2 separate regions of the Homo sapiens genome follow, and region 1 is linked to region 2. The links are chromatin loops, found by intact Hi-C in ENCODE. Cell type or tissue: K562. All regions are shown on one strand. Links, peaks and the distances in the headings refer to the core of each region. The heading gives the core; the rest is flanking DNA.

What was found. Hi-C counts contacts between places; a loop is a spot of excess contacts. Peaks named below come from ENCODE experiments on the same cell type or tissue, not always from the same donor. Only the 100,000 strongest peaks of a DNase experiment are listed, where the experiment ranks them.
Region 1: a loop joins it to region 2, with 8 times the contacts of the local background. A loop is called at or near these places in 39 of 110 quality-filtered maps.

The regions. Positions count from the first base shown.
Region 1 is chr9:136,837,013-136,847,404 of GRCh38, forward strand. It overlaps RABL6 (RAB, member RAS oncogene family like 6), which reads left to right. Exons shown (of 15, transcript NM_024718.5): 9 at 334-650; 10 at 850-1,003; 11 at 1,897-2,109; 12 at 2,210-2,474; 13 at 2,682-2,853; 14 at 3,142-3,200; 15 at 3,310-4,175. The coding sequence ends at 3,510. It overlaps AJM1 (apical junction component 1 homolog), which reads left to right and starts at 5,466. Exons shown (of 3, transcript NM_001080482.5): 1 at 5,466-5,577; 2 at 7,184-7,267; 3 at 7,344-10,392. The coding sequence starts at 7,403. The coding sequence ends at 10,333. RefSeq lists enhancers at 4,829-5,710, 5,156-5,295, 5,285-5,579, 5,711-6,591, 6,592-7,472 and 1 more and silencers at 4,365-4,659, 5,606-5,935. In K562, for the core only: CTCF peaks have their summits at 5,442 and 6,934 (motif pointing right); DNase peaks (open chromatin) are centred at 3,469 and 5,439; H3K4me3 peaks cover 301 bases.
Region 2 is chr9:136,780,807-136,791,198 of GRCh38, forward strand. No RefSeq gene overlaps it. Among named protein-coding and RNA genes, the nearest start is that of TMEM141, 5.3 kb to the right of the region's middle. RefSeq lists a cis regulatory region at 6,897-7,196, an enhancer at 7,104-7,263 and a silencer at 9,925-10,392. In K562, for the core only: a CTCF peak has its summit at 7,016 (motif pointing right); DNase peaks (open chromatin) are centred at 4,465 and 7,055; H3K4me3 peaks cover 242 bases.

The DNA.
Region 1 (10,392 bases), core at 2,542-7,541, 54 kb after region 2:
ACAGGCACCCGCCACCACACCCGGCTAATTTTTTTTGTATTTTTAGTAGAGACGGGGTTTCACTGCGTTAGCCAGGACGGTCTCCACCTCCTGACCTCGTGATCTGCCTGCCTTGGCCTCCTACAGTGCTGGGATTACAGGCATGAGCCACCGTGCCTGGCTGGCACTGCTGCCCTTGGAAGTGGATGGGGATGATGGCCTCTGTGGGGCGGGTGGCCCAGAACACAGTGGCTCTTCCCAGCCCCAGCAGCAGCAGCAGAGAGCCCCCTGTCACCTGAGGGCCTCAGGGAGAGGCAGGGGAGCCAGGCTTCTCACCCGCCTTCTGCCTTTCAGCTTCCTGGAGATGATGGAGGCTCGCAGCCGTGGCCATGCGTCCCCACTGGCGGCCAACGGGCAGAGCCCATCCCCGGGCTCCCAGTCACCAGTGGTGCCTGCAGGCGCTGTGTCCACGGGGAGCTCCAGCCCCGGCACACCCCAGCCCGCCCCACAGCTGCCCCTCAATGCCGCCCCACCATCCTCTGTGCCCCCTGTACCACCCTCAGAGGCCCTGCCCCCACCTGCGTGCCCCTCAGCCCCCGCCCCACGGCGCAGCATCATCTCTAGGCTGTTTGGGACGTCACCTGCCACCGAGGCAGCCCCTCCACCTCCAGGTAGGCCCTGGAGCTGCCCCTCCCAAACTGGTCCCAGACCCCCAGGCCCTCACAGGTGGGGTCCTGGATTTCGGAGCGCTCCACGCTTCTTCCTGCTTGTCCCAGTCCCGTGGGCACATCCCGGGTGGGCCTGGCTTGGGGTTGGGTGCAGTGAGGGTTCTGGTGCCGAGTGAAGAGGACCCGGCATCACTGTTCACAGAGCCAGTCCCGGCCGCAGAGGGCCCAGCAACGGTCCAGAGTGTGGAGGACTTTGTTCCTGACGACCGCCTGGACCGCAGCTTCCTGGAAGACACAACCCCCGCCAGGGACGAGAAGAAGGTGGGGGCCAAGGCTGCCCAGCAGGACAGCGACAGGTGAGGGGTGGGCCTGGGCCTCCTCTCCCATTGCCCCCCAGCCTCCAGGGTGCCCGAGCAGCAGGTGGGGCTGGCTTTCTAGGGGCGCAGAAGGGGCCCCCCGCCGGCTGGTCACTGTTGGCTGAGGACAGAGCAGCTCTGTGGCTGGAGCAGACGAGGGAAGGGCTTGGACGGGGCTTCCAGACATCAGAAAGGCCTGGCCACCTGCTCTGCCCACACCCTGGAGAGGACAGGGGCACCTTGGGGTCTTCTGTGGGCAGATGCCACATGGAAGCCATTGGAGAGGCCACTGCAGGTCATATGGGAGGTTCAGGCCACCAGATGTGGTCTCCACAGGGCCAGGATCCAGGTGCTGCAGAGACAGGGGCGGCTTCCTGCAGGTCCTAGAGCTGGGAGCTAGAGCCGCCTCCCCAGCCATCTGCCAGCCCCTCCCACCACTCTGTCTGCCAAGCTGCCCCAAATTTTGCCTGCAGCAAAGCCCTGCATTTGGTCCCAGGACAGCCCTGGACAAGCTCCACCCACAGTGGCCTCAGCACCTCAGCCTCACCCATTGCTGTGGGGCAGCGGCTTCCTCCAGAAATACACAAAGGACAGAAAGCCCCGTGGCCCTGAGCTGGGCCCGCCTCCTCCACGAGCGCCCACTTGTGCGGCTCCACATCCTTCACCCACTGAGCGGCCGCAGGGCAGCACTGTGTCCAACCTTGTGCCCCCGACCCCTTCCTGCTCAGAAGCCCTGTGACCATGAGGGGGCCTCTCCACAACACAGCACCTGGGGTGGGGTGGCCCCACGGCCAGGGTGTGCTGGGTACCAGGGCGCCTAGAACCAAGGCCCGTGAGCCCGGCCAGCCATCCCTACCCCGTGGCCCTTGACCGCTTTGCCCCCTGCTTTGCAGTGATGGGGAGGCCCTGGGCGGCAACCCGATGGTGGCAGGGTTCCAGGACGATGTGGACCTCGAAGACCAGCCACGTGGGAGTCCCCCGCTGCCTGCAGGCCCCGTCCCCAGTCAAGACATCACTCTTTCGAGTGAGGAGGAAGCAGAAGTGGCAGCTCCCACAAAAGGCCCTGCCCCAGCTCCCCAGCAGTGCTCAGAGCCAGAGACCAAGTGGTAAGGGCAGGTGTCCCCACGGGTGCGGCCTGGAGACCCGGGTGGGGCAGTTCAGGACGCCTCCAGAGGACCCTGACTGACCCTCTGCTTGTCCACAAAGGTCCTCCATACCAGCTTCGAAGCCACGGAGGGGGACAGCTCCCACGAGGACCGCAGCACCCCCCTGGCCAGGCGGTGTCTCTGTTCGCACAGGTCCGGAGAAGCGCAGCAGCACCAGGCCCCCTGCTGAGATGGAGCCGGGGAAGGGTGAGCAGGCCTCCTCGTCGGAGAGTGACCCCGAGGGACCCATTGCTGCACAAATGCTGTCCTTCGTCATGGATGACCCCGACTTTGAGAGCGAGGGATCAGACACACAGCGCAGGGCGGTAAGACGAGTCCTCCCGGGGCAGAGGTCAGCCAGGTGGCCAGGGTCCCTCCCACAGGCCTGATCTGGGTGGGTGCAGTGGGAGGAGGCTTCTGGAAGAGGCATCTCATGTCCCCACACTTGGGCCTTGCCGGCCTGGTTTGAGATCCCACAACCCCTGGGGGTGTGGGAGGGATGATGGCCTGACCAGTTGCTCTCCCTGCTCCAGGATGACTTTCCCGTGCGAGATGACCCCTCCGATGTGACTGACGAGGATGAGGGCCCTGCCGAGCCGCCCCCACCCCCCAAGCTCCCTCTCCCCGCCTTCAGACTGAAGAATGACTCGGACCTCTTCGGGCTGGGGCTGGAGGAGGCCGGACCCAAGGAGAGCAGTGAGGAAGGTGGGTGGGGGCACCAGAGTGCGGTCAGCCTGCTGGAGTTTGGGTAGAACGTGGGCCTCCTCCCAGCTGCTGGCCGCTGGCCGGGGTCCTCTCCTGAGTCCAGGATGCTGTGCCATGCTCCTGGCAGCCCCCTGCAGGAGCTGATGTTTGCAGTGTGGTCCTGTCCATCAGCAGGGCCTCCTGGAGGGCTGGGGCTCGCTGCTTTGTGAGTTTCTAGAGAAGTCCTGTCACCCAGCTTGGGGTCCCCGTTGGCCTGAGTTTGAGCCACTGTCTGTCCTGTCTGTGCAGGTAAGGAGGGCAAAACCCCCTCTAAGGAGAAGAAGAAGAAGAAGAAAAAAGGCAAAGAGGTACTGGCTACTCCCCTTCCTGGCAGGCCAGGACTGGGTGGCATGCGGTCCTGGGACCAGGGCTGTGGCTTCCTGTGACTCCATGGCGCCCCATCCTTGTGCTCCTCAGGAAGAAGAAAAAGCTGCCAAGAAGAAGAGCAAACACAAGAAGAGCAAGGACAAGGAGGAGGGCAAGGAGGAGCGGCGACGGCGGCAGCAGCGGCCCCCGCGCAGCAGGGAGAGGACGGCTGCCGATGAGCTGGAGGCTTTCCTGGGGGGCGGGGCCCCGGGCGGCCGCCACCCTGGGGGTGGCGACTACGAGGAGCTCTAGGCCGGCGTGGGCAGTGGCCGCCCTGGGGCGGGGGGCGTGCCTGTCACTGCCTGGGGAGGCATTTGCCTCTGTACCATCGCCTTTGCCGCTGCCCCGTGGCTGCCGTGTGCGCTTCTGAGCTGGAAGAGGCCGGGCATTGGTGGTCCCCAGGCTGGGCCCTGCAGGTGCTGGGCCTTCAGGCCCAGTGTGAGCCTGCTCTGCAAGAAGGGAGGGGACAGCTGGCTTCAGCCAGGCTCGGTGGACACCCTGGCCCTCTCGGGGCAGAGCCGCCAGTGTTTCTCAGGGATGTGACTGAGGCCCAGGAGGGACCTGTGAGGGTCTGTTTACAGAGGCTGGGCAGGGGCCGCTTGGCTGTGGGGTGTGCGCTGCCCCGGCACCTGCTTGCCCTCCGCGCTCATCTGGGGCCGCAGCATGCCTATGGTTCCGCTTCCGGCCGGGAGCCCTGAACACGGGTGTGCAGACTCACCCTAAAGGGCGGCCCAGGCCCCACGCTAGAAGGCTGGCGAGACCGAAGGCAGCATGTGAGGCCTCTCCTGGGAGTGGGGGTTGTGTTTCCCACAGTGGCCTCAGCTGCGCCCCCGCTCAGGTGAGCCCGAAGGCAGGAGCCGGGAGGCACTCCTCCCAAACACTCCACTCAGACCATAAAGCACTCCTGTTTCACTCTGCGTGTGTCTGTTCTTCTGCCTGTACCTCTGCTCCCGCTGCCCCGGGCCCAGGCTGCCGTGGGTTGGCAGGAGGCTGCCCAGCAGTGGTGTGAGGACGTCCCACCAAGTCTGGCCACACCCTGGGTACATTCCAGCCCACCTGTGCCAGGGCTCAGCAGCTGCACGCAGCACGCTTGGCGACCTCAGCCCCAGGAGGTGGAAGTCCACTCTGCAAGGCTCCCAGGCAGCCGCCTGCAGCCCTGCCCCCCGCCTTCAGGCTCCTGCCCCCTCCAGCTGTCAGCAGCGCCCAGCCTCCACCCCCACAGCTACTGTTGCCATGAGAACCCTGCAGGGCAGGCAGGAAGAGTGTGCCAGTGAAGGGGAGGAGGTGGCCAAGCTGGAGGCTCCTCTGCCTGGGAGCCTTGTGGCCCCAGGGTGTTGGGCAGTCACTGCAGTCCCTGAGCAGGTGCTGTGGCCCACAGCAAGCTTAGCCTGGCCCCTTAGCCCACAGCCCATGAGGTCAGGGCCGGGTTCAGGGGTTCGCCTGGTGTGGGGATGGGTCGACAGTACGTGAACTTGACAGGATCACACCATGGACGGCTATGTTGGGGTTTCAGTGGGCCCTGCTTTGAACAGTGCAGAATGGGGTAGGTCCTGCCCTTCAGAGCCAAGGGCATCAGCTCCCCACCCCTCTGCCAAGCTAGAACGTTCCCAGGCCCAATGCCTTGGGGAGGGGCTGGCAGAGTGGGACGAGGACATTACCAGGCAGGTATGGCAGGTCACGTGCAGGCCTTCCCAGGCTGGCAGGGACCGGATGCAGGAGTGGCCTCACCCAGAGAGGATGGCATCCTGGGGACACAAGAGGCTGCAGGGGCCATCTGGCCCCAGGTACCCGCCAAGATTTTGGCATTGGCAGCCTTGAAGCAGATAGGGCCTGGGGAGAGGCCAGTGGGGCACAGAGTAGCCCATCTGCTCCTGCCTCGCCCGACAGGAGATGCGAATTCCAAGATGCCCCTGACCAATCTCTGCAGCCCAGGCCAGGGTTCGGGCCCCTCCTCTCAGGCAAGTGTGTTGGGGTGACACTGGCGGGACTGGCAGGCTGCTCCGGGCCACAAGACTCCTGCTTAGACACTGAGGTCTGTGTCTTGGGGGTGCTGCAGGGACCCTGTGCTCTGCACAGCCCCAAATTGGAGCCAGTGCAGCTCATGATCCCCAGCTCCACGGTGCAGCCCCCACTGGGTGCGGCCCCTTTAAGTACAGCCCCTTCAGCTGCCATCAGGGGCAGCACTGAGCAGCCAGGCCAGGATCCGCGCTGCTGCCTGGAAGCTTCTGCCCGTGCCGGGGACGCAGCAGTGCCGGGGACACAGAGGAGCCGACCTGGGGGTGGCACAGCCCACCGGGGCACAGCCAGAGCAGCACCCAGGTAAGGGGCTAGGGGCCGAGTTGCTGAGTGTGTCACCGTCATGGGCGGGGGAAGCTGCCTTAGGGCAGCCGAAAGGATGGGGAGTCCCCGCCCCCAGGCAACACCGGCTGTATCCCTTGAAGGGCCGCTCCCAGCCAGGGCAAGGCAAGGCAAGGCAGGGCTGGGAGGTGGGGAAGGCCGCCAGCCATCTCCGTGGGCTCCAGAAGGCCTTGGGCCCGGGAGAGGGCCGACCCCACCCCCATCCCCACGGGAGGGGGTGTCACCGACAGCTGCAGCCAGCAAGGCCGACTGTCACCTCCCTGGGGTGGAGCCTCACACCCTGTCATCCGGCCGGATTCCGGCCTGGCCTTGAGCTTAGCATGAAAGAGGGAGCAGGAGGGTAGACAGTCCTGCCACGGGTGGGGTGGAGGGGGGAGATGGGGGGGTGGGCGGGGGAGGCTGGGATGGGCACAAGGCCTGGGACTCGTGGCCCTGACCCAGAAAAACAGCCCTGCCAGCAGGAAGCCCCTGCACACCTGGGACACAGAGGGGGGACCCGGCCAGACCCCGAGAGGCCCATCCACCTGAGGTTCTGCCCTGCAAGGGGCCTGGCCAGGTACCCGCTTTCCCCAGCTCACTCTGGGGTAGACCCCCCAGACCAGGTGTTGGGTGTGCAGAGGCCAGGCCTGTGGCCACTCTCTGACGCACCCCCCAGCTGGCTCTGGGATCACAGAGGGGTTGGCAGCCCACATCTGAACCCAGGCCAGCCTGCCGCGTGGGGGCCTAAGAAATGCAGGTTTCCATGGAACCTTCTGAGCGAAATGGGGAGGGCCCTCTCCTGCAAAGCAGTGGGGCTTCCCCCACCCTCCGCCCTGCCCACCCCCAGCGGGCAGCTTCCAGGCCTGGTGCGCAGCTCAGAGGAGGGGCTGCCACGAGCTCGCGGCTCGATGGCTTGGGACTGCCTTGCAAACCCTAGGGGGGTGTCCTGTGCGTTTACACAAAGCTGGGGCCTTGTTTCAACCACCCAAAGATACTTGGGGTCAGAAAAGGTGTCGGCAGAGGAAAGGGAGATTTAGGGCCCGGGTATGCTCTCTGGGGGCATTTTTCTGGCCTGGGGCTCGCGGGAAGTTGAGGGCACCTAGGCGTGGGTCCTTGCAGTGCTGGGGGCGGGGCTCTGTGCTCGGCCCGGCCAGCAGGTGGGGTGGTTGGTGTCACCCACTTGGTGCAGAGCCGGCTAAGGCTGAGGCCCAGGGACTCGCCTTCCACTGTGCGCGATCGGAGGGGTCGCTCTGCAGTGGGCGCTGTGACGGGGGCGCAGTCACTGACGTCTCCTGGGGCAACACCTATAAATAAGGCCCAAATGCGGCCCGTCCTTCCAACTGCGGACACCAGAGGGCGCAGCCCCAGGACCACGCCCCCACTCCCCTACCCCACCCGGAAAGGGGTCCACCCGAGCCGACCCCGCCGTCACTAGTCGGGGGAGGGGAGGCCCTGGAGCTTCACGCGGGAGCTCCCGCCGCGGGAACCACAACCACGGCTAAGCCTTTCTGGCCCGCCCGCCCCATCGCAGGGAGAGGACGGGGGGACGGGCAGGACGGGCGCCTGGACAGCTGGGTTCCTCCCGCAGGTGCTTCTGACCCCGGCATGGAGGAAGCGCCCGCGTTCTCGGCCCAGGCCCGCAGCCAGGGCTGCTCCGCCCGCTGCGCCCCAGGTAAGCCGGGCCAGCGTGGGGGAGTAGCGGGGCCTGGGCTGCGGAGGGGGCCGCCCTGACCCGCGTCTCCCCCCAGGGCAAAAGCCCCGCAAGGCAGTGTGAGCTGGAGCCGCCAGCCTGGGGACCTCTTTTAAGATGACCCGTACGGACCCTCCGGACCTGCTGGTGTCGACCGTGTACCAGGACATCAAGGTGGCGACCCCGGGACCCGCGTCCAAGTGCTCGCCATGTGAGCGATCCGTGGCCCGGCCTGCTGAGCCCGCGCCTTTCAACAAGCGCCACTGCCGCAGCTTCGACTTCCTGGAGGCGCTGGACGGGCCGGCCATGGAGACCCTGCCGGAGCCACCGCCGCCGGAGTCCGCTGTGCCGCGCGCCCGGACCCGCGAAGCCGAGCCACGCCGCCGCGCCCGCTCCAAGAGTGCGCCCCGCGCGCCCCCGGGCCTGACGCCCGCGCCCGCCTCGCCGCCGGTGTTGCCCCGCCGAGGGCGGGAGGCCCAGCGTGCGGCGCGGGCCGAGGCATCGCCGCGCCGGGAGCCCGCGTACCCGGCGCTCCGCGCCCTTGCCAACGAGCTGCATCCCATCAAGTTGCAGCCGCAGCGGGGCGGCCCCGGCCGCGTCGCGCCCCTGTGCGCCGCCGCGGGCCGCTGCGCACCGCCCGAGCCACCCGCGGGTCCCGCCCCCCACGTGCGCTGCCGCCTGGACATCAAGCCAGACGACGCAGTGCTCCAGCACGCCACCCGGGGCTCGCGGTCCTGCGGGCCCACCGAGGCCGCGCACTGGGCCCGCCCCGCCCCGCAGTTCCACGGCCTCACGGTGCCCGGGCCCCGCCACATGGCGCTGTCGCGCACCCCGACGCCCAGCGACTCATACTGTGCGGATCCCCGGGCGTTCTACTGCGACGGGCCCCTGCCTGGGCCCCGGGACTACGCCGAGCGCCGCAGTCTGCCCTTCACCACCCCGCCGGGCCCCACCCAGTTCTTCTATACAGAGGAGCCCCAAGGCTTCCGGGGCAGCTTTGCAGCCAGTCCCGGCCCAACCTTCGACGCCTACTACCCCAGGCCCTATCCGTCCGAGGAGCTCTCGGGGCCCAGTCCAAGGCGCATGGGCGGCTACTACGCAGGAGAGGTGCGCACCTTCCCAATCCAGGAACCGCCCTCCCGCTCCTACTATGGGGAGGCTCCACGAGCCTACGGCCTGCCCTACGGGCCCCGCTATGTCCCCGAGGAGCCCCGGGCCCACTCCACCGCCCGCCCCTTTTACACGGAGGACTTCGGAAGGTACCGCGAGCGTGACGTCCTGGCTCGGACGTACCCGCACCCGCGCAGCAGCCCGGCCTGGGCGGACTGGGGCCCGCGACCGTACCGCACCCTGCAAGTGGTGCCGCCCTCTGACCCCGACCCGTTGCTCGCCTCCTGGCACGGCGGCACCGGCACCAGTCCGCCCCGGCTGGCCACCGACAGCCGCCACTACTCGCGCTCCTGGGACAACATTCTGGCCCCGGGGCCGCGCCGAGAAGACCCGTTGGGCCGCGGCCGCAGCTACGAGAACCTGCTGGGGCGCGAGGTGCGGGAGCCGCGAGGCGTGTCCCCCGAAGGCCGGCGCCCGCCCGTCGTCGTGAACCTGTCCACCTCTCCCAGACGCTACGCCGCACTGTCCCTGTCCGAGACGTCGCTGACGGAGAAGGGCCGCGCGGGCGAGGGCCTGGGCCGCAACTGGTACGTGACGCCCGAGATCACCATCACTGACAATGACCTGCGCGCCACCGAGCGCCCGAGCGCCAGGGCCTGGGAGTTGCCCGGGGGCCGCACGCGGCCACCTCCCCACGCGGCCCCCGACGGCCCCACCTCTGGCCGCCAGCGGAGCCTAGAGCAGCTGGACGAGCTCATCACGGACCTGGTCATCGACTCGCGACCCACCGCCGGCCAGGCCTCAGAGCCCGCGGCCGACTGCCTGGGCCCCCAACTGCGCCGACTGCTGGACTCGCGGCCCGCGGGCTCCGGGGCCCCCGCGCTGGCGCCGCCACGCTCGCCCCCCGCCTCGGCCGGCAGCGCCGAGGAGCCCGCGGCCCCGGGAGAGGCGGCCGACGCGTCCCCCGAACCCAGCGCCGACGAGGACGACCTGATGACCTGCTCCAATGCGCGCTGCCGGCGCACCGAGACCATGTTCAACGCCTGCCTCTACTTCAAGTCCTGCCACAGCTGCTACACCTACTACTGCTCGCGCCTGTGCCGCCGCGAGGACTGGGACGCCCACAAGGCGCGCTGCGTGTACGGCCGCGTGGGCAGCGTGTGCCGCCACGTACTGCAGTTTTGCCGCGACAGCGGCCCGGTGCACCGCGCTTTCTCGCGCATCGCGCGTGTCGGCTTCCTGTCGCGCGGCCGCGGCGTGCTCTTCCTGGGCTTCCCAAGTCCAGGCTCGGCCGACAACTTCCTGCGCTTTGGCCTGGAGGGGCTGCTGCTATCCCCCACCTACCTATCGCTGCGTGAGCTGGCCACACACGCGGCGCCCCTGGGCAGCTACGCGCGCGAGCTGGCGGCCGCTGGGCGCCTCTACGAACCGGCAGAGTGCTTCCTGCTCAGCGTGTCCGTGGCCGTGGGACCCGGCACCGCGCCACCGGGGACACCGGCCCTGCCCGCGCCCGCGCCACGCAGCCACGGGCCAACAGTGCGCAAGTTCGCCAAGGTAGCGCTGGCGGCCGGCAGCCCCGCGCGGCCGCCCCCGGCGCGGAGCCGCGAGCCCGACATGGAGACGCTGATCCTGACGCCACCGCCGGGCACGGCGGGCCTGGATCAGGACGGCGAGGCGGGCCGGCGCGCGCGCGAGGTGGCCTTCATCCACATCCAGCGCGAGCTGCGGCTGCGCGGCGTCTTCCTGCGCCACGAGTTCCCGCGCGTCTACGAGCAGCTTTGCGAGTTCGTCGAGGCCAACAGGCGCTTCACGCCCACCACCATCTACCCCACGGACCGGCGCACCGGCCGCCCCTTCATGTGCATGATCATGGCCGCCTCCGAGCCGCGCGCGCTCGACTGGGTGGCCAGCGCCAACCTGCTGGACGACATCATGTGAGGCGCCGGGCCCACCAGGCCTAGCCCAGGCGCTGGCCCGAACCCTGCCCTGCCCACTCA
Region 2 (10,392 bases), core at 4,406-9,405:
CAGATGCCTTCCTCTTATCTCAACTGCAAAGAGGCCTTCCTCTTTCACTAATCCTCCTCAGTACAGACCCTTTATGGGTGTCAGCCTGGGGGACGATCAGGTCTTTCCCTTCCCATGAGGCCATATCTCAGGCTGTCTCAGTGGGGGGAGACCTGGACAATACGCAGGCTTTCTTGGGCAGAGGTCCCTGCGGCTTTCCGCAGTGCACTGTGTCCCTGGTTAATGGAGAATGGAGAATGGCGATGACTTTTACCAAGCATACTGCCTGCAAACACATTGTTAACAAAGCACATGCTGTATAGCCCTAAATCCCTCAAACCTTGAGTTAACACAGCACATGTTTCTGTGAGTACAGGGTTGGGGCTAAGGTTACAGATTAACAGCATGTCAAAGCAGAAGAATTTTTCTTAATACAGATCAAAATGGAGTTTCTTATGTCTTCCTTTTTCTACATAGACACAGTAACAGTCTGACCTCTCTTTCCCCCACATTTCCCCCTTTTCTTTTTGACAAAACCACCATCATCATCATGGCCCATTCTCGATGGTCGCTGTCTCTTCGGAGCTGTTGGGTACAGCTGCAGACTGACAACAGACAGAAGCATTAACACGAAATTTACGATAGCGGAACTTCCGAGGGTTTTAACCCAAGTGACAGGGTTAAGACTTGTGAGGCCGGCTGGGCACGGTGGCTCACGCCTGTAATCCCAGCACTTTGGGAGGCCAAGGTGGGTGGATCACGAGGTCAGGAGATTGAGACCATCCTGGCTAACAGAGTGAAACCCTGTCTCTACTAAAAAAATACAAAAAAATTGGCTGGGCGTGGTGGCAGGCGCCTGTAGTCCCAGCTACTCAGGAGGCTGAGGCAGGAGAATGGCATGAACCTGGGAGGTGGAGCTTGCAGTGAGCCGAGATAGTGCCACTGCACTCCAGCCTGGGCGACAAAGTGAGACTCCGTCTAAAAAAAAGAGAGAGAGAGAGACTTGTGAGGCCATCAGCAACTCCCGCAATTGCCTCAGTTCCTGGTACCAAATTTAAATGGGCTTTTGATGCTTCAAAAATTTGTTCTTTTAATATCACCATTCTGTTCATCTGGCGAGTCAATGGTGCTCAATTGCGGTGTCTCTGTCTCCACGGAGGCGTTTTTCTTTGCATCTCCGATGGGTTCATTGTAGAACTTTAAATGTCTAGTGGGTATCCAAACAGGAAGCTGATTTTCTCCTGGTGAAACACAAGCAAAACCTCTCCCTCACGTTACCACCTTCCCTATTTCCCATGTCTTATTTTTGTTGTCTTTCCACCAAATTAGTTTTCCTTCATGTGGGCTGTTCTTTTTACCAGTAAGATGTTGTTCTGCAGAGGTAGTAGTCTGATTTCTATAAAGGTTTAAAAAATTTAAAGTATAGAGTGCTAGGTTAAGTTGCATCTGAAGAGTGATATACTCCGTACTGTCTCCCTCTTTTCTTTGTTTAACCAATTGAGTTTTCGGTGTTCTATTAGTTCTTTCAACTATGGCCTGTCATTGGGAATTATAGGGAATTCCTGTTGTACGTGCAATTTTCCACTGATTCAAGAATTTTTGGAAAGCTTTACTATAGTATCCTGGTCCATTGTCAGTTTTAATTTTTTCTGGAACTCCTATGACAGCAAAAAAAGAAAAATAAATGTCTTTTAACATGGGAAGTACTTTCTCCTGTCTGTCAGGTTGCCCACATGAAATGTGAATAAGTATCAACTGTTACATGAACATATGACAATCTTCCAAATGAAGGAACATGCGTGACATCCATTTGCCATAACGCATTAGGACGCAGACCTCTGGGATTAACTCCTGCCTCCTGAGTGGGCAGGTGTAGGGCTTGACACCAGGTGCAGTGTTGTGCAATACTTTTTGCCTGTTTCCATGTGATATTAAATTTATTTTTTAAACCTGTTGCATTTACATGACTCAAAGCATGAAGTTCTTGTGCTTTTGTGAATGCAGATGATACCAGTAAGTCAGCTTGCTCATTTGCTTTAGTTAAAGGCCCTGGTAAATTAGTGTGTTCTCAAATATGAGTAATATAAAATGGGAGATTTCTTCTTCTCACAGTTTGTTGTAATAAATTGAACGGCTGGTTTAACTGATCATCCATGCTATGTTTGATTAGGGCTGTCTCAATATCCCTTGTGGCCTGTACTACAGATGCAGAATCTGATACAATATTAATAGGCTGATTAAAATCTTGTAACACTGTAATGACGGCAACCAACTCTGCTCTTTGAGCCGAATGATATTGAGTTTCAAGGCCTCCTTCTTTTGGCCCAGTGTAAGCTGCTTTTCCATTGCTGGAACCATCAATAAACACAGTCAGATCATTTTCTAAAGGTTTATGTCTGGTAATTTTAGGTAAAATCCAAGTAGTCAGTTTTAAAAACTGGAAGATGTTTGTTTTTGGGTAATGATTATCAATAATTCCCACAAAATCAGCAAGACCAGTCTGCCATGCACTAGAATTGATAAAGGCTTGTCTAAACTGTTCCTCGTTTAAAGGAACAATGATTTGTCTGGGTCACTTCCACACAATTAGATTATTCGTAATCTTGCCTGACCAATTAATGTAGCCATTTGATCCAAGTACAATGTAAAAATCTTAACTGTACTGTGAGGAAGGAATGACCACTCCACAAGATCTGTATTTTGAACAATGATGCCTGTTGGAGAATGTGCAGTAGCAAAAATCAAAAGTTGGAGTGGAGCCAAGGGATCTAGTCTATTTACTTGTGCTGATCGAATTTTCTTCAAATAATTTGGAGTGCAGTGGTGCGATCTCGGCTCACTGCAAGCTCCGCCTCCCGGGTTCATGCCATTCTCCTGCCTCAGCCTCCCAAGTAGCTGGGACTACAGGCACCCGCCACTGCGCCCGGCTAATTTTTTGTATTTTTAGTAGAGCTGGTGTTGCACCGTGTTAGCCAGGATGGTCTCGATCTCCTGACCTCGTGATCCACCCACCTTGGCCTCCCAAAGTGCTGGGATTACAGGTGTGAGCCACCGTGCCCGGCCTCATTTAATATTTTTAATGTATCTTTTCTTATTTCTATTTTTTGTGGTTTAATTTTTCTATTTTCTACCTGTATCCCTAAATAATGAAAAGGAGTTGTTGTTTGAATTTTATCAGATGCTATCATCAGTCCTGCGTTGGCAACCTCTGCTTGTAGAAATGTGTAACAGTCAGTTAATTTATCTCTCATTTCTGAAGCACATAGAATATCATCTACATAATGAACAATATAACAGTCTGGAAACTTGTCTCTAACTAGTTGAAGAGCTTGACCTACAAAAGTCAGACAAATAGCTGGGCTGTTTAACATTTCCTGAGGTAACACTTTCCACTGAAACCTGGTGGCTGGTTCCTTATTATTTATGGCTGGTATAGTATAAGCAAATTTTTCAAAATCCTGCTTCACCAGAGGAATGGTAAAAAAAAGCAATCCTTCAGATCAATTATAATTAAAGGCCAATCTTTGAGGATCATGGCTGGAGAGGGCCATGAGGGCCAGAGAGGGCGGGTTGGAGAGGCCCCCATGGGTTGAATTATGGCGTTAATGGCTCTTAAATCATTTAGCATTCGCCATCTGCCGGATTTTTTCTGAATTACAAACACAGGAGAATTCCAAGGCGAGAATGAAGGCTCAATATGTCCCTTTTCTAATTGTTCCTTTGCTAATAAATGTAAAGCCTCCAGTTTTTGTTTTGGTAGCAGCCATTGATCTACCCATACAGGTTTTTCTGCTTTCCAAGTTAATGGAATGGGTTTTGGAGGCTGTACAGTGGCCGTCCCTAAAAAGGATAACCTATTCCCTTTTTTTCCTTGATTTCCCTCAGCCTCAATTGGGACTTCAATACCATTTTCACTCTTTCCTAGTCCGTTTTCTGGTACATGTCCCATTTCAGTCATGATTTTTTGACTCATGGGGCTGGATAATGGAGCGGGCATACTGATTTCCATACTCCATTGTTGTAATAAATCTCAACCCCACAGATTAACAGGAATTGGAGTAATCATTGGCTGAGCAGTACTTTTTTGATTATCTGGCCCTAAACAATGTAAAATCATAGTACTTTGATACACTTCTGAGGCAGTGCCTACGCCCACCAAACTTGCAGCCATCTTTTGGCCAATTTCTTGGCCACTGATGCAAAACAATGATAGAGACATCCGCCCCAGTGTAGGGTCCAGCCCTACAGGACCTTGTGGGTTTCCTCTTCATGTGCAGAGATGAGAGATTGTAGAAAGAAAGACATGAGACTAAGGGATAGTAGGAAAGACAGCTGGGCCCTGGGGCCACTACCACCAATGCGCGGAGTCCGGTAGTGGCCCCGAAGGCCTGGATGCACTGCTATTTATTGTATACAAGGCAAGGGGGCAGGGTAAGGAGTGTGAGTCACCTCAAGTGATTGATAAGGACAAGCAAGTCAAGTGTCCACATGACAAGGGGACTTTCCCTTTGTGGTAGCTGAAGCAGAGAGGGAGGACAGCAGACGTTAGCATATCTTCTATGCACTTATCAGAGAGATCAAAGACTCTAATACTTTCGCTAATTCTGCTACTGCTATCTTCTAAGAACTTAAGAGAAGCAGCAGGTGTACAGGCAGAATATGAAAGTGGACAAGGAGCATGACCACTGAAGCACCACAGGGAGACGTTGAAGCCTCCGATGACTGCGGGCAGGCCTGGGGAATGTCAGGTCCCCCACAAGAACTGGTGGAGCAGAGTGCTCGCTAACTCTCCCAGGGAAAGGGAGACTCCCTTTCCTGGTCTGCTAAGTAACGGGTGCCTTCCAGGCGCTGGCGCTACCGCCAGGCCAAGGTCCGCTGAGTAACGGGTGCCTTCCCAGGCACTGGCGCTACCGCCAGGCCAAGGTCTGCTGAGTAATGGGTGCCTTCCCAGGTGCTGGCGCTACCGCCAGGCCAAGGTCTGCTGAGTAACGGGTGCCTTCCCAGGCACTGGCGCTACCGCTAGACCAAGGTCCGCTGAGTAACGGGTGCCTTCCCAGGTGCTGGTGCTACCACTAGACCAAGGAGCCCTCAAGCAGCCCTTATCTGGGCGTGACAGAGAGCTCACACTCTTGTCTTCTGGTCACTTCTCACAATGTCCCTTCAGCTCCTAACTCTGTATGGCCTAGTTTTTCTTTGGTTATAATAATAATACAAAGGTTAATACAGAAAACTAATGATTGATAATATCCATATATAATCATCTCTATATCCTATTTCGAATATAACTTTCTCTTTTCCTAACTATTTTCTTGATTATACTGGAACAGCTTGTGCCTTCAGTCTCGTGTCTCGGCGCCTGGGTGGCTTTCCGCCCACACCCCAGGGTCTACTAACCCTTCAAACTGTTTTCCCTGAATAATGGCCTTACACACAGGTCTGCTTTCTGAGACCTGACTTGCCCAATATGCAGCCTTTCCTGCCAGATCAGTGCTCCCAAACCCTCCTGTTCTTTTTGTCTCACTGTTTCCAACCTTAATATAAGGCAGGAGTAATAATTGAGCAATTCCGTCTCCTGGACGGGCACTCCAAGGAATTGAGGAGCTAATAACCAATTGAATTTCACCTTTGTAATCTGTATCAACCACACCAGTATGAATTTGAACTCCCTTTAGATTTAAACTTGATCTTCCTAAGATGAGTCCTACAGTCCCCTCGGGCAGTGGGCCGTATACCCCTGAGGGGATTTTTTGTGGGGGCTCCCCTGGAAGCAGAGAGACTGCTGGTATAACACATAAATCTACTGCTGCACTGCCGCTTGTGGCGGGGGACAATTGTTGTATTGTGGTAACTGGCCCGTTCCCTGAGGCACTTGTGACAGTGGAGGTTGTTGTCCCTGAAAACCCTGAGGAACAAAAGGCTGAATCGGGAACGCCCCAGTTTGTTGCGAGGCCTGAGGCTGGCCCCTCTTCCAGTTTTCCGACAATGGTTGCCCATTTTTATCAAATTTAGAACGACATTGATTAGCCCAATGTTTTCCTTTTCCACATCTTGGACACAGGCCAGGTGGCTCTTTATTTTTGGCTGTAGTAGTTTGATTTGTTATATTCTGTTTATTTAAGACTGGGCAATTCTTTTCTAAATGACCAATTTGACCACAATTATAACATTTTCCCTCAAATGTTCTAACTTGTCCTCCTAAAGCAACCCCAGTTTTTGCTGGAGCCATTAGCATAGCTTTATGCATAGCCCCTCCAATTCCATCATAGGCTTTTACATACTCTGAGACTACATCTGACCCTGCTGGGACATTCCCTTTTAATGGCTTAATGGCTGATTGACACTCAGGATTGTCGTTTTCGTATGCCATCAACTCCACTATGACCTTACGGGCATTCTCATTGGCCATTGACTTTTGAGCAGCATCTTGGAGCCTTGCCACAAAATCAGGGTAGGGCTCTTTAGAGCCTTGTCTTATTGTATTGAATGAGGGGCAGGTGGTTCCCGGGTCTTGGATTTTTTTCCCAGGCTCTAAGGCAGATAGCTCTAACTTGCTCAATGGCCACATATTGTATTATTGCTTGTTGATTAGTAGTGCTCCAATTTTGACCTGTTCCTAATACTTGATCTGCATCTGTGTTAACTGGAGGATTGGCAGCCCTATTTTTTCGGACCTGTTCTTGTGTCCCATCAATCCACCAGGTCTTAAATTGTAAAAATTGAGGTGAGAGTGATGATTTGGCCAAAATCTCCCAATCATAAGGAATGAGTCTATGTCCATGAGCAGTGGAATCTAATAATGTTCTTATATAAGGGGAGTTGGGTCCATACTGTTTTACTCCCTCTTTCATGTCTTTTAGCATTTTCATAGAAAAGGACCCATTTCTGGCATCAGCTCGGGGAGGCGCTCCCTCTTGGGCCCCTCTTCCAGGTGGTATGGGTTCTAATATTACCGGGGTCTGCCACGCGTCAGTATCCCCTTGTTTTGTCTTTTCAATAATTTTATGTAATGCACGACCCTGTCCACTAGGTGGTGCTGTAGGATTACGTCTCATAGTGGGCGGCTGCGGCTATAGCGCCCTGCCCTGCGGTGCTGGAAACATCCTGGCCATCCATACTGATACTCTGGGGGCGGCCGATACTGAAGTTTGGCTGGCGGCCAGTATTGATAGGCTACCGGCAGTTGGGTCTTATTTTCTACCAGCTGATATTGTGGATACTGCATCTGGATTGGCATTGCTGGGATAGAGACTCTTTCCTTTTCTATTTGATATTCTCTTGGGGTTTGTACTTGTCTAACCTGCATTTGAGGTTGTAATGTTACAGGCATCTGAACCGCGGGAGGAGGAGTTGATGGCCATCGTGGTTTAGACTCTGATGGCCCCAATAATTCTGGACCTTTTCCCCCCAATTTTAGTGGTCCAGAATATATTACCTCCTGTAATTGATTGTAGTCAACATTTTGCGCTGACCGAGGCATTACAGACTCTGCTACATATTTACAATGTGAACTTTCCGTTCCTTTCTCGAATTCTGTCCCTGCCTCTTCTTCACAATCTATTACACAGCTTTCAGGGGCATCAGAAACTGAAACGCTATCTTCTCCTGTTTGAAATGATTCTAAAGCTGCTTTAATAATGGCCCAATCATTCCATACTGTAAGTGGGATGATTTTACCTTCCCTATTTGCTTGCTTTAATTCTTTGCCAATTTTTTCCCAATCTTTTAGATCTAAAGTTCCTTGTTTTGGAAACCATGGGCAGAATTGTTCTATTGTTTGAAATAGTGTAATTAGATTTTCTGTAGAGGCTCTAACTCCCCCTCTTCTTAAAAAAATTTTAATGAAGCTGAGATAAGAGGCATATTTACTTTCAGTTTGTCCCATTGTTACCCTGGGTTCCTCCGAGTGCACAAGCTTACCGCGAAGCTGACCACGGACGTACTCGTTTTGTCCTAAACTATCACACCATAGCGTATCTTCACCTTACAGAACGGAACCCACGATGGGTGCCAGATGAAGGGGGCCTGCCCCTCCACACCTGTGGGTATTTCTCACAAGGTGGAGACGAGAGACTGAGAAAAGGAAATAAGACACAAAGTATAAAGGAAGAAAAGTGGGCCCAGGGGACCGGCGCTCAGCAAGTGCGGACCCACGCCAGCACTGGTCTCTGAGTTTCCTCAGTATTTATTGATCACTAGCTCTACTATCTCGGCGACGGGGATGTGGCAGGACTATAGGGTAATGGTGGGGAGAAGGTCAGCAGGAAAACATGAGCAAAGGACTCTGTGTCATAAATAAGTTTAAGGAAAGGTGCTGTGCCTGGATGTGCACGTAGGCCAGGTTTATGTTTGACTTTACACAAACATCTCAGTGCAGTAAAGAGCAGTATTGCCGCCAGCATGTCTCACCTCCAGCCACAGGGCGGTTTTCTCTTATCTCAGTAAATAGAATGTACGGTTGGGTTTTACACCAAGACATTCCATTCCCAGGGACGAGCAGGAGACAGATGCCTTCCTCTTATCTCAACTGCAAAGAGGCCTCCCTCTTTCACTAATCCTCCTCAGCACAGACCCTTTATGGTTGTCAGCCTGGGGGACGGTAAGGCCTTTCCCTTCCCACGAGGCCATATCTCAGGCTGTCTCAGTGGGGGGAAACCTGGACAATACGCAGGCTTTCTTGGGCAGAGGTCCCTGCGGCTTTCCGCAGTGCACTGTGTCCCTGGTTAATGGAGAATGGAGAATGGTGATGACTTTTACCAAGCGTACTGCCTGCAAACACATTGTTAACAAGGCACATCCTGCACGGCCCTAAATCCCCTAAACCTTGAGTCAATACAGCACATGTTCCTGTGAGCACAGGGTTGGGGCTAAGGTTACAGATTAACAGCATTTCAAAGCAGAATAATTTTTCTTAGTACAGATCAAAATGGAGTTTCTTATGTCTTCCTTTTTCTACACAGACACAGTAACAGTCTGATCTCTCTTTTCCCCACAAATGGCATTAAATTATTTCCATATATTATAGAGTAGGTCCTTCCACATTTTGAAGAGTAGCAAATCTAGCTTTTTTGTACAGACTTATAAATTATCTAAAGACTTCAGCCTTTTTTTTTTTTTTGAAACAGAGTCTCACTCTGTCGCCCAGGCTGGAGTGCAGTGGCACGATCTTGGCTCCCTGCAACCTCCACCTCCCAGGTTCAAGTGATTCTCCTGCCTCAGCCTCCCCAGTACCTGGGATTATAGGCACCTGCCACCACGCCCGGCTAATTTTTGTATTTTTAGTAGAGACGGGGTTTCACCATCTTGGCCAGGCTAGTATTTAACTCCTGACCTTGTGATCCACCTGCCTCGGCCTCCCAAGGTGCTGGGATTACAGGCGTAAGCCACCGCACCTGGCCAAGATTTCATCTTTTTACCTCATATTTCTTAGGAATTTAATGGTTATATGTTGTCTTTTTTCCCATGCCTTTTGGCTCAAGCAACACGTATATCAGTGTTGACTTTTTCTTTCTTTGATCTAGTTTAAAAAAAAAAACCACATAATAATTCTTTGAAGAAAGGAAGGGGTTAATTTTTTTCCCTAGCACTTTCTTGAAGATCAGGGACTTTATCGATGAAAAAGTAGTAAATAGTTATTTGTAACCTGTGTGAAGCAGCAGCCTGACTTGAAGTCCTCCGTTCTTGCTAATGGTTACACCAGTGAATACTAGTGGAATTGTTTGGGCTGATTTTAGTTTCTCTTAATCAAAATTACTAGATGATAGAATTCAAGAACTTGTACATGTTATTACTTGGTGTATCGATAATTATTTGAAAGTAAAGACTCTTTGTCATGCAAAACAAAAGGAGTTTGAGGCTCAGCTACTAAGCTGCTGGTTACAGAACCACTTTGCTAAACAGTGATTTTATACATCCCCACTCCGTGGTGGCTTATGAGAAATTCAATCCCTGATTGTAGTCCTCAAGCAAAATAACACTGACAATCATCAGGCCTCTGCAAGTGTGGGAATGAGGCCCGGCCGGGGGGAGGAGCGCACGCTCTCAGCCACGCCCCGCCCGGTGCCCGCCTTCGCCCCGCCCAGTCGTCGCCGGAGGTCACAGGGCCCAAGCTCCTAGAGGCGTGGCCAGGCCCCAGGCCCCACCCCTCTCCCCTGCGCTCTAGCAGGCTCGATCCATGCTCCGCCCCCAATCCAAGGCCCTGGCCCCTCCGCCTGCACCCGGCAGGACCCGCCTCTTAGAACCCGACACCTCCGCCTGCGCAGGCCCGCTCCCCGGTCCTGTCTCTCAGGCCCCGCCCCCAGGTCGCGTCTCCAAAGTCCCGTCTCTCAGGCCCCGCCCCCAGATCACGTCTCCCAGGTCCCGCCCCCTCCGCCTGCTGCCGCGCGGACCCGCCCTCAGGCGCCGTCTCCTAGGCCC